Regions from separate parts of the Homo sapiens genome. Here regions 1 and 2 are each linked to region 3. The links are chromatin loops, found by intact Hi-C in ENCODE. Cell type or tissue: PC-3. All regions are shown on one strand. Each heading gives the region's core, and the rest is flanking DNA. Links, peaks and the distances in the headings are about the cores only.

Region 1 (4,005 bases), core at 838-3,337, 190 kb before region 3:
TAGACAGGGCAAACCTGTTTTACTCAAGGGAGTGTCCTCAGGTAATCAGGACAGTATAGAGCTGCAGACTTTTCAAGTTGCAATGAAGACATGTAGCCCTGGTTCTTTAGAGTGCACTACTTTGCTACTGTCTATTACTGTAGACTCTAGAGAATTTTAAAATTTGGCTTTTTTTCCTTTCGAATTTTTCTTTTCCTGGGATTTCTGTTTTCTCAGAGCCATCTATTGATAGGTTCTCACGTAAAAACAGGGAGAAAAAGGCACATTTTGCTCTCATCAAAAGCTGTAAGAATGGATTTCAGTTTTTATAACCATTGTTTTCAATAGGGAGTTGAGAAGTTTTAAATGGAAAAATATAGAAATTTTAAACTATCAAGATGGAGAGGCACCACCAGGAACTCCCAAATAGTCATTACTGTATATTTCATCACTTTCGCAGCAAGGAGGTATTGTCAGCTGTAAAAACATTGAATATATGCCATATGAGAACAAGAGGAGCAATGAGTAGACAAGTTTAATTTCAGTGGCCATTAGGTACTTAGTAGATTGAGGCAAGCCATAGCCAGATTGCTTATGATACAGTTGTGAGATGGACTATTTTAAATACAATTTTTAGAAAGCAAACTAATACTCTGTTTAATTGAGTTCCATATGGTCTAATGCTAGAGGTAAGCACTGTGGAAGATATCATCTGTTTTTGTCATGATTTGCTTCATGGAGGAGATGGGGCTTGACCCAGCCTTTTGAAGCATGCTTCAGTTTGAACAAATGTTTCTGTTTAGACACACTCTAGTTAACACAAGTCATAGGGCTGGCAGTATCCTACAAATTGTTGTTCGTGATATGAGTATTGTTTATCCCAACAATTCTTGATGCCTTAACCCCTCCCTATAGCATACATATTGAGCATAGTTTCCAATACCAAACACCTCCAATGATGGGAAACTTTCTATTTTAGGGAAATCCCCATCTATTGGAAACTTTTTTCTTAAACTGAAAAACTTCTCCCTGGAGTTTCCAGGCTTTAGACCTAGTTGTGTACTCTGGGAGTGACAGAAACAAGCCTTATTTCTTTTTCCATGTTCCCAGCATTTGAAGACAGCTAATATATGCCCCAAGTGGAACATCATATTCTGAAACCACTTCTTTGAGATGGTTTGTGTTTATATCTCCACTCTTGTCAGCCTTCCCTAAACACATTCAGTTTTGATATCTATGGCCATTGGTTGCTTAATAGAAAGGATGTAGCCGTATTCTTTCCTCAATGTAGTTCAAGAGCAAATTAATTCTTGACAGCCAGTTCACATGAATGAATTCAATTTGGTATCAGCTAAGACCATTTAGTCAACTCAGACCTGTTGCTGTTAAGCCACTTTATTCCTAATGAGCATTCTACAATCCAAATTTTGGATCCCAGAAGTTTTGTATTTCTTTTGAATTTTGCCTTGTTGCAGTGGTCTCTTATTTATTCAGTTAAGATTTTTTTTTTGTCCAAAGTCTTCTATTCCATCAGTTAGTCATCTTTCAAGGTATGCTTTGTCTAGAAATTTAATTTGCAAGCCATCATCTCCCTCATTCAAATTATGAATAACCAATTAGACAGGGAAAAGCATAGAACTCTAAAACATACCACCAGAAACCTCCTACCAGGCTGACATCAGGTGTTATTCTTCATTAGGGGGCCATTTAAATAGTCTTATATCCAACTGACATTAATTCATTTTCATTTTTGAACTATCACGAACAGTATTCCCCTGATGTCAGCCTAGTACAGCTATCAAAGAAGTACAGGTTAGTTTTATATGATCTATTTTTGACACTTAGCAAGCACTGCAGAGTGTTCAGTGACTCATTCCTTTTATAAGTTTTGTAAGTGCTCACAAACAGAAGTGAGGCTTAGAATATTAAACAATCAGAAAAGCCAGAACATCAGCCAATTGGAGTGGGTTCAGATCCAGTCAAAACAAATGTGCATACACAATCTGTACAGCAACCTTGCTTTGTACCAGCTGAATATAGGCCTGGTTCACAATTGTTTTTAAACTTCAGGCTTGTGGGTTTACCAGAGGCATATATATGCATTGCTATTCATAGCTATTTCTGTTCCCTTTTGCCTCCCATTTCTTTATTGCATATACAGATTACTTATACCAAGTTTCTGTAAGTTTATGGTGTTTATTACCTAGACCCTGAACATTAATCTATAAGCCACAAATTAAGGTGTGTTTTCAGATAAGCCTTAGAGCTATGAATGGAAATGGCTTATTTAAGGGACTCAATATAACTTGCCTAGTAGGAATGGAAGGTTTAGGTGCGGAGAAGTAGGAAATAAGATGTTTCAGTATGCACGAACTGAAGTCCTTGAGTGGAAGCAATCACTGGAGCAGGGGAAGATGTTGTGTTTTCTGGATGAGGGGCAGTGATCAGTTGGCTAAGAATACATTTGTCAATAGTCTGCCAAAAACCAAAAGGCCAAAAGAAAATGACCAATCAGGAGAAAGGATAGCTTTTAAGAGATGAATATGAGAAAGCATGACAAGAGTGATTAAGAGTGTGTGATTTTTTAAGCAGAGGAAGATAAAGGAGGGAAGTGCGAGAGTATGGGTGAGGGAGCTATTGAATTGGGAAATGAGGAGGTCATTAGTCTTCAGGTGAGCATTTCTGCTGGTGATGGAGATGAAAGTGCAAATTTTTTGTATTTTAGAAAAAAAAATCCTAAATGTGTACTATTAGGGAAAACGTTGCCTTTTGTATTGATTATGAAGCAGTGTTAAAAATGATGTTTAACAGTAAATGTGTCTTTAGAGATAATAGAAAATATAGAAAGTAAATAACTTTATAGAAAATGTTCATGACAAAATATTGAAAGAAAATGGTTACAGTTTCATAACTTATTTCTTAGGAAGTGCATCTTATATAAATATGAAATATTCCTTTTTGATCCTGTTTAATACTTTTGCTTTGAATTCTATTTTTCATACTATATTTATTTTCTTTTATTAGTATTTACCTAGTAAATTATATTTCTGCCCCTTTATATTCAACATTTTCTGTCACTGAGTTTTAGGTGGATTTCTTGTAAACAGCATATACAAAGACTTTAAAAAACACAATTTCAAATTTTTCTGGATTCCAAATAGGCAAATTACCCATTCAACTTTATTATGATTGCTAATATGTTTGGACTTTTTCCTTGAAGTTTACTTATGTTTTCTGTTTTTACCATGCTTTCTTGTCTTTTATTATAATGATTTTTTCTGTTATTTGGAATTGTTTGCTTTATTTTCCTTTTCTACCAGTCATCTCTGGAAGTTATAATCCTATTTATATCATAATTGTTATAATTACATTTCTACGTATTAACTAAAACATATTTTCCTATTAATGGCTGATTGGTATCAATTACCCCCTCATTGTTTTTTAGCTTCACTTTTGTGATGAGAAGTCTCTAGACAAGCTAAATTTATTTCTTTTTAGGCATCCTGCCTCTCCCCCAAACACTTAGGATTTTTTTGCTCTATTCTTTGAATTATAACTTTTCACAAAAATATGAAATAGGTCTTTTTTTTTTGCCTATTCAAGCAGCTTGATATTTGTAATGCTTTTTCAGTTTGAAGAATCAAATGTTAATTTAGCTCTGAAATTTTTTCCTTTACCGTTTCTCTCCTATATTTCTCCATATGTCTCTTTTTAGTTTTTTCTTCTGAATATTCTTCTGAAATATTTTGTAAAATCTGTGTTCTTTTGCATTGTAATCTGGTAGAAGTTTTCAACTTGATTTTCCATCTAGCTATTTCCATCTTCAACTATATCCATTATTAAGTTTTTAATTTTCTAAGATACTAATTGATTTTCTCTTTTTATTCACTAATATTCTTACATATATATTTGAATATATCAATTAGATTTAACTGAGTCCTTTTACTGTTATTAACTGTTTCTATGGCTGTTAATGTATTCATTGAGCTCATGGTTTTTCTTCATGTTGCTGGTTTTTATTGATAT
Region 2 (4,005 bases), core at 838-3,337, 66 kb after region 3:
CCACTTGATGATGGATGTTGCTGGATGGGAGTCAAGAACAGAAAAATAGCAGAGATAGAGGTTGCATTTGTGTTTCCAATGGGAGCAGTTTTTCAGGTGACATTTTTTTCAGATTTGCTTATTATTAACCTACAGCTTCTTCTGAAAGTAGCCTCTTCCATCAAGCTGGAAGGTATTGCACTCTTTCTCTCCTTATCATCTCCAGGGAAGAAGTCTTGAAAAGGTAGACCTTCCATTAGCTTTATTTCTCTACCTCTCTTTCCTTTTTCTGCCTACAGCTCTCTGACTTCACTCTGACAGTTCACTGACATGACTATCTCCAAGGTCACATGTGACCTCCTGATGAACAAATCCAGACAGTGCTTGCAAGAATGTATTGTATATGATTTTTCTGTTCCATTTGACATCAAGAAGTCTTTGTATTTGTTGAAACTTTTCCTTTGTTTCTGCTTTTCTGATCCTTCTCCTGAGTGAATGCTCTTTGTCATTTTCTTCTCTCTTATTCTAACATGTCATTTTCTTCTCTCTTATTCTAAAATGGTACTGACTTTGGTCTTATTCTTTTTGTATCTTCTACACTTTTTCTCAGTAGATTTTTTGCTTGTTAGCTATACATAGACCCCTCTCAAAAATGCATGATCTAGTCAAAACCTTCCTTTTGAGATCTCCACAAAAATTTCTGACTGCTTTCTAGATAGTTGCACATAGATATTACACAGGTCTTCAATACAACTTGTTCTTCACAGAATTTAGCATTCTTATGCCATGTGCATAAATCTATTCCTTTTCTAGAATTGCAAATTTCATTTGATGATAGTGTTGTTTAACCAGTCCCCATGCCAGAAAGATATACAAGGTCAGTTGTCCCATCATTCTGTAGATCCAATCTGTCCCCAAGTGAAGTGGATTTTACTTCTACACCTTTCTCTCTGTGTTTTAAAAACAATACAAGTAATAGGTAATTATTGTTAAAAATTATATGACCCAGAAACATAAGGAAGAAAGAGAAAAAAATTCTCCTTGAATCTGTCTGGTCCATAAATCCCAGATTGCACAATAAAATTCTGTCCACAGCCCAAAGAAATAGCACCCCTTCAGCCACTCTTTGGGTCTGCCCTGTGCACACCCATTACATAATCTACTCTGGGTAAGATGGGCCTAGAGAAGTAGAACTACACAGGGGCTTCAGTGAATCTGTGTCTGAGACACCCAGAGTATGATGTGAAAGGTAGCCCTATTGCATTGCCCATGGGAAGGAGAGTAATCCTGGCCAGAGGGAGAAGGGTTGTTGCTGGAAGAGGCCCAGATGAAGTGCAGGGCTCAGGGCAGAGAACCCACTTGCCTAAGGGTAGCAATAGCTCATAGTGTAATGCAGGTTTCATTTGAATTAATGCAGAAATTGAGTAGGGCCGAGACTACAAATCATTTATTTTGTTTTTTATTCATTAGATATTGAGTTATTACAATAAACTGAGTCCTGTCCATGTACAGAAGAAACGACTGGTGAGAAAGCACAATTCCTGTTTTCAAGGAATTCTCATTCATACAGAACACCTTAAGGTTTTATGTAGATCTTTAGCAAAGTGGTTGGGCAGGCAGACTATAATATTAATATGGAAAAATTCAGTGGTGACTATATTTCTGTGAATATTCTCTAAGTATTATAAATAAATGTCATATTGCTAATATCAGATTTAAGGACTGTAATTATTTCAGAGTTTAAAATGAACCAAGAGTCTATTGTTATGTAAATTTTATCTTTAAGAGAAGGGAAACTTTGGGCTTTAGTTCAGGATTGCTGATATCCATTATTTTGAGTGCACTGCCCTCTGGTGGTTTGAAAAGCACTGTTTTCATTTTTGTTGGTTTTCCCTAAGGCTCCCTGGAAAGAAAAGATCTAGGGGTCTTTGTTGACAAGATTTTTGACATTGTGAATTTTCTCATTCAGATTTGTTGTTCTACTTATTCCTTTTTTTTCTTGCAAAGACTTCCATACTTATTCAAATTATGTTAAAATAAAATTGAGCAAAATAACTACCTCATGGAGAATTGTAAACAACATTCTGAGAATTGCAGAACCAGTTCTAATAAGATTTGGAGAGAAATACCTCGTTAAAACATTTTAAGATTTATCAGAATAAATAAACATGAAAGAATGGTCCAGAAACTCTGCAATGCTCACCTAAAAGAGAGGAGGCTTTCAACAAAATACAAATACAAAAAGTATTATAATACAAAAGATATTATAAAGATACCGTAGTATGAAAACCGTGGAACTACTGTCAAAATAGACATAATGATAAATAACATAGAACTAAAAAAATTACAGTTACAATTTTTTTTGGTCTTAAAAATGTAGCATTTCAAGGCTATTAGCCTATTTATCAAATAACATTAGAATAACTGTGCTGCTTGGAAAAAAATTTGAAGTGATACTTCAAGCTTACATTAAAACACTTGATATGTTGAAGTTTAAAGAAAAAAATAAAACTAGGAATATTACAGAGAAATAATTATGTTGTCTTGGGTTGTTAATGGCCTTTGAAATGACATCAAAATCACAAACTAAGAGGAAAATTTTTGTTGGTTTGTTACATAAATAATAAAATATATTGATAATAAGTAATATAGTGTATGGCATTAAAAGCAAATGCACAGAACAGAAAAAACTGCAATATATGATGGAAAAGGTACTATATAATAGTGCTGTATAAAGAACTTACATATTCATGAGAAAAATTTCAAGAAGAGCCAATTCATAAAGAAGTATTAAAGGAAAATGAACAGAAAATGCTTTATTTTGTAATCACAGGAATGCAAGTGAAAATAGCAATGCAAGATTATTTGTCACATATCAGGTTGACCAAAAAGGAAGCATTGACAAAGTTCTGGGTCATTTTGGGGAAATAGGAATTTCATATACTTGTGAATGAAGTGTAAAGCAATGTCAGCTTTTTTGAGAGTAGTATTGCAGTGCAACATGAAAATATACTTCAAACATAGCAATTCCAATTACAATAATTTTCTAAGAATGCCATCACAAATCTGAGCAAAACAATGTACTTTTAGATTGTTTACAAAGCTGGTTGAATTTTGTGTCATCTTTATCTTCTATTTTATGTTTTTATACATTAGTCTGAATTTTAAAAATTATTTCCACTAATCTTTTAAAATTTTCATGGAATTGACAAATAATAATTTTATTCATGTGTCACCTAATGACAGGGATTTCTTCTAAGAAATGTAACCTTAGGGGATTATATATCTTTAGGCATAGTATGTAAGTACAGTGTACTAAGTACTATAAACTGTAAGTATACTGTATAGTAGGTTATGAAAGTACAGTGTGTAGTAGGTTATATAAGTACAGTGTATTTACATAAACTTTAGGGCACTGTGTAGTAGGCTATGTAAGTACACTGTGTAGTCAGCTATGCCATCTAGGCTTTATGTAACTACTTTATAAACCTAGATGGCATAGTCTACTACACAACCGGATTATATGCTATAGCCTATTGCCTCTAGGCTAAAAACCTGTTCAGCATGTGACTGAATACTGTAGGCAATTACTACACAATTTGTGTATCTACACAAATCTAAACTTAGAATAGGTTATGCTCTATGATGTTATAATAACTAGCCCACTAGGCAATAGTAATTTTTCAGCTTCATTATAATGTCATGAGACCACTGTTGCATATTGGTTCATTGTTAACCAAAACATTGTTATGTGGTGCCATTACTGTATATATTATATATTTATGAGGAATAGTGAATCCTTACTATAACAAGTGTCGTGATAAATGCTGGAGGTACAATGAACAAGATGAATCCACTTAGTTGGAAGAGTTTTCTTTGCTACTTTAAAAATTAAGTAAAGCAATGTAATTACTTACATTTACTTTGGCAAATAGCTTTAAAGGGTTAATTACAGCTTTATATTGTTTGTAGAATAGAGATTCTATTAAATGTAGAATGCATGAAAAATCTCTGCAAACAATGAGC
Region 3 (4,005 bases), core at 493-2,992:
TCCAATAACACCCAGAGAGTAAAAGAGATGAATGTTATTGCCTGTCCCCATGAAATGTTAATGGGCCCTTGCAGGTTTTAAGAGTCCTAAGAGCCTGGAGGAAAGACATTAGTGCTGAGCTCCCTAAAGGAGAAAGTTACATTAGGAAGCCACAGCAGAGACACTCACAACAGCTATTGATTCAGTGATTTCAAAAACATTCCACCCTGAGTCTTCACAGCTTCCTTAGGAGTAGGTAATGTTTTCATTTCATAAAGGAAAACACTGAGCTTCACGCTAATAAGCAGTGACAAATCTAGAATGCAAACTCAGATCTGCCAGGCTCCAAAGCTCCTGTTTTCAGTTTTACTATAACTAAAGCATGTTCTCTCTATTGTTCCTGTTTCAATACAATACTTAGTTGGCAATTGGAGGCCAATTAATTATTCCATCACTGTGTTGGGCAGAATTTTTCACTGCACTGAATTTTTTCTACCTTTTGGAATGTTATTTGCAGGTTTCATTCCGAGTGACTATTCCAGGTCCTTTTTTGGACCTCTCCCAAGTGTTCTTACTAATATCCTATATAAGGCCCCATGATAACATTTTTTGTTTTTAATCCTATATTGCAATTGTTCTTTGTAATTGCAATTGTCCCTATGAGACAGTGAGCTTGTTAAAGGCAAACCTCATGCAGTGTTTAAAAATATGTTCTGAAGTACACCTTTTGCCAAAGTTGATTTGAAATTCTTTTTGAACCATATTTATTAGTATAAAGATCACATAAAGGAGAATTATGATGTGGCCTGTAGTGCTAGGATTTGGGTGAATTAATAGAGTAAAATTCTTAGATGAGTAGCTGGAACATAATAAGTACCTGATAATTGTTAGTTATTATTATTACAACTTTCTGATGATTGGCTTATTTTATTAGGTTCCCCCAGTAATGTGAAGAACACAAAATGGGAACCAGAAGTTCTTTAATATCCCAGGTTTGGGACAGACCTTTTAACATTTCCTACCTGTGCGGCCTTGAAATTTGTTGCGATAAGCCTCAGTATTTGAAAGGGAGTCGCTGTGATAAACCAAATTAGTTGTGATAAGCCTCATCTTTGAAAGGGAATAGCAATAATATTTCAGGATTGTTTCCAAATATGATAATTAAAAATACATAACAATTGTTCAACACACAGTAGGCTGTTGTTATATGATTACCAGTGGAGACAGCAGTTTTACATTGGCCTCTATATTGTCCTTTGTGGCTAATTGCATACATATTGAAACAAATTTGAGCCACACAGACAATTATCAGGTCTCCTCTCTTCGATCCTAAACGTCTCTCTAGTCCTCTGTATAACAGAATTAATGCAGTCTCTTCACAGAATGTCCTACCATCAGTTAACTGTGAATGTGTAAAACAGAATTCGATATTTTCACCCTTGCTACTTAAATGCTGTTGTCACTGTTGGTGGCACCAGTATTACCCTGGGTTAGCCAGGGAACTGCTTTCTTTTTTTTTTTTTTTTTTTTTTTTTTTTTGAGATGGAGTTTCACTCTCGTTTCCCAGGCTGGAGTGCAGTGGCGTGATCTTGGCTCAACGCAACCTCCACCTCCCAGATTCAAGTGATTCTCCTGCCTCAGCCTCCCGAGTAGCTGGAATTGCAGATGTGCACCACCACACCCAGTGTATTTGTAAAATACAAATTTGTATTTGTAAAAATACAAAAAAAAAATTTGTGTTTTTAGTAGAGACGGGTTTTCACCATGCTGGCCAGGCTGGTCTCAAACTCCTGACCTCAGGGGATCCACTCGCCTCAGGCTCCCAAAGTTCTGGGATTACAGGCATGAGCCACCGTGCCCAGCCCACTGCTTTCTTTATACAGTGACCGAACAGGCTGCCGCCGTCTAGCTGTGGCTTCTGTGGTCACTGTTGGCAGGGCAACAACTTGTTGCTCTGTTCCTCTGCTTCCTGAAATATGTGATAACTTTTTTTCCTGAATAAATCTATTCAACTTGATTAGGATTGTTTAGAATCAAGCCTCACCGTTGCTGAGAATTGCAGCTAACTGAGAATTTTTAGGACATTTTGGGGTACACTTTGTAAGTTACTACTCCTATTTCATGTACTCACTCATTAACTCATTAAATAACTCCATAGAGAAAAATAAAAGTATTTGCTTTCTTCTGTGATTTCGGAAAAAAAAAAGATTTGTATTATTTCAATGAAACTTACTACATCTATGTAGAAAGGATGTGTTCAAACTTTTTTCCATTTTAAAATTTGCGCAAAACAATAAGCAATGTGGTGTCCCTTTTGTTAACACTGCAAAACCCTATATTGCTTTATAGGAAATGGGAAAATAAGGCTTTAAATTTTAAGCACTTGGGCTAATTTATGCCCTAAAAACACTGAACATTAGATAGAAAATTAGTCAGTTTGGGGAAAAAGTGGGGAAGTGGGAAACAGGAAAAAAAGACACATATGTTGCTAGGGAAAATTATAATTCACAGTTTCATTTTTTTCTGATGTTCCAGTAATTTAATATTGGTGCTCTAAAGATATGGCCATGTTATCTAATTGTCAGTGGAATAATGTGATTTTCTGGCACCAAATTCTGTATTCCACAAGAGTAACTGCTAATAAAATTAAAAGAGTTTGTTCAATATTAGAGATTCTGGTCTTTTGGCATGGAAATTAAAGAAAAGCATTCAACCACATAACTTTTTATGCCTAGTATTTATCTAATTTCTACATTGGAAATTGGCAAAGAAACATTCTTTCCCAAATATGTATTTATATGAAAATCTGTCTAAATGCCTATGTAATGAAATTTGTACATGATGTTACTCAGAGGAAAGAAAATTCTGAGGACAAAAATAATTGCAATGGTTTTGTAGTTTTGATTACACAAAAAACACTTCAAATAAAAATAGACAAATCCAAATAAATCAAATAATTATTCCACCTCCTCATTTTACAATTTTGAAAGAGACTGAAATTGACCTATATTCTATTTTTTCTGCGTCTTGCCTTTCTCTTTTTTCTCCTTTCATTCTTTTTGCTTATAAAAAGCTTCAAATAGAAACTGAAACTTAATTTTGTTTACTGTGTATATTTAATAAATATAATCAGTAACTTAAAAATAAATTTTATTGAAGTATAAAGTTTACATACAATAAAATGCATCCATTTTTAAGTCTGTATTTTGATGGGGTTTGACAAACATACGCACCCATGAAACCATCACCACAATTAAGATATAGAACATTTCCATCACCCTTAAAAAGTTTCCTTGTGCCTTTCCCCAGGTAATTTATCCCTCCTCCAGGTCCAGGCAATCCCTGCTCTGCTTTCTATCACATAGATGATAATTTTCTTTTCTAGAGTTACATAAAAATGGAATCATCCTTTATGTAATCTTTTGTTTCTTGGCATCCTTCATTCATTATAATGTTTTTGAGATTCATCTATGATGTGGTATCAATAGTTTATTCCTGTTTTGTTACTTGGTAGTATTCCTTTGTATGACTGTATTTTTGATTATTTATTCACCTGTTTATGGACAACTGGGTTATGTCCAGTGTGGGGCTACTCTGAATAACACTGTTATGAACATTCATTTACAAGTCTTTGTGTGGAAATATGTTTTTATTCTTCTTAAGTGGAGTTATTGGGATATATTGTAAGTATATTCTAAACTTTGTCAGCAACTGTATTTTCTGGATACAAGTCCTTTGTTACATATTGCAAATTTTTTTTCGTGTCTGTGGCTTGCATTTTTATTTTCTTAATGTAGTCCATCAAAGAGTAGAAGTTATAAGATTTTTATAAAGTACAATTTTATCAATTTTTCTTTTATAATTTGTACTTTTTTATGTTCTATTTAAGAAATCTTTACCTATCCAGAGATTGCAAATATTACTTACTTTGTTTTCTGCTAGAATAGCACTGTCCAATGGAAGCTTATCCAGTGGAATTTTGATTGGGATTGTAATAAATATATTGGTCATTTTAAGGAGAATTGA

The links. A loop is a pair of places that touch in the nucleus more often than their neighbours do. Peaks named below come from ENCODE experiments on the same cell type or tissue, not always from the same donor. Only the 100,000 strongest peaks of a DNase experiment are listed, where the experiment ranks them.
Region 1: it touches region 3 in a loop (1.8-fold over the local background); 3 of 110 quality-filtered maps call a loop at or near these places.
Region 2: it touches region 3 in a loop (2.0-fold over the local background); 3 of 110 quality-filtered maps call a loop at or near these places.

Annotation. Positions count from the first base shown.
Region 1 is chr6:56,233,310-56,237,314 of GRCh38, reverse strand. All of the region lies in intron 1 of COL21A1 (collagen type XXI alpha 1 chain), which reads left to right. Among named protein-coding and RNA genes, the nearest start is that of COL21A1, 12 kb to the left of the region's middle. In PC-3, for the core only: no CTCF peak of the experiment used is centred there; no DNase peak of the experiment used is centred there.
Region 2 is chr6:55,978,643-55,982,647 of GRCh38, reverse strand. The region is part of intron 1 of LOC107986539 (a long non-coding RNA gene); the gene reads right to left. Among named protein-coding and RNA genes, the nearest start is that of BMP5, 110 kb to the right of the region's middle. In PC-3, for the core only: a CTCF peak has its summit at 1,828 (motif pointing left); no DNase peak of the experiment used is centred there.
Region 3 is chr6:56,044,652-56,048,656 of GRCh38, reverse strand. No RefSeq gene overlaps it. Among named protein-coding and RNA genes, the nearest start is that of BMP5, 170 kb to the right of the region's middle. RefSeq lists a silencer at 1,772-2,066. In PC-3, for the core only: no CTCF peak of the experiment used is centred there; a DNase peak (open chromatin) is centred at 1,876.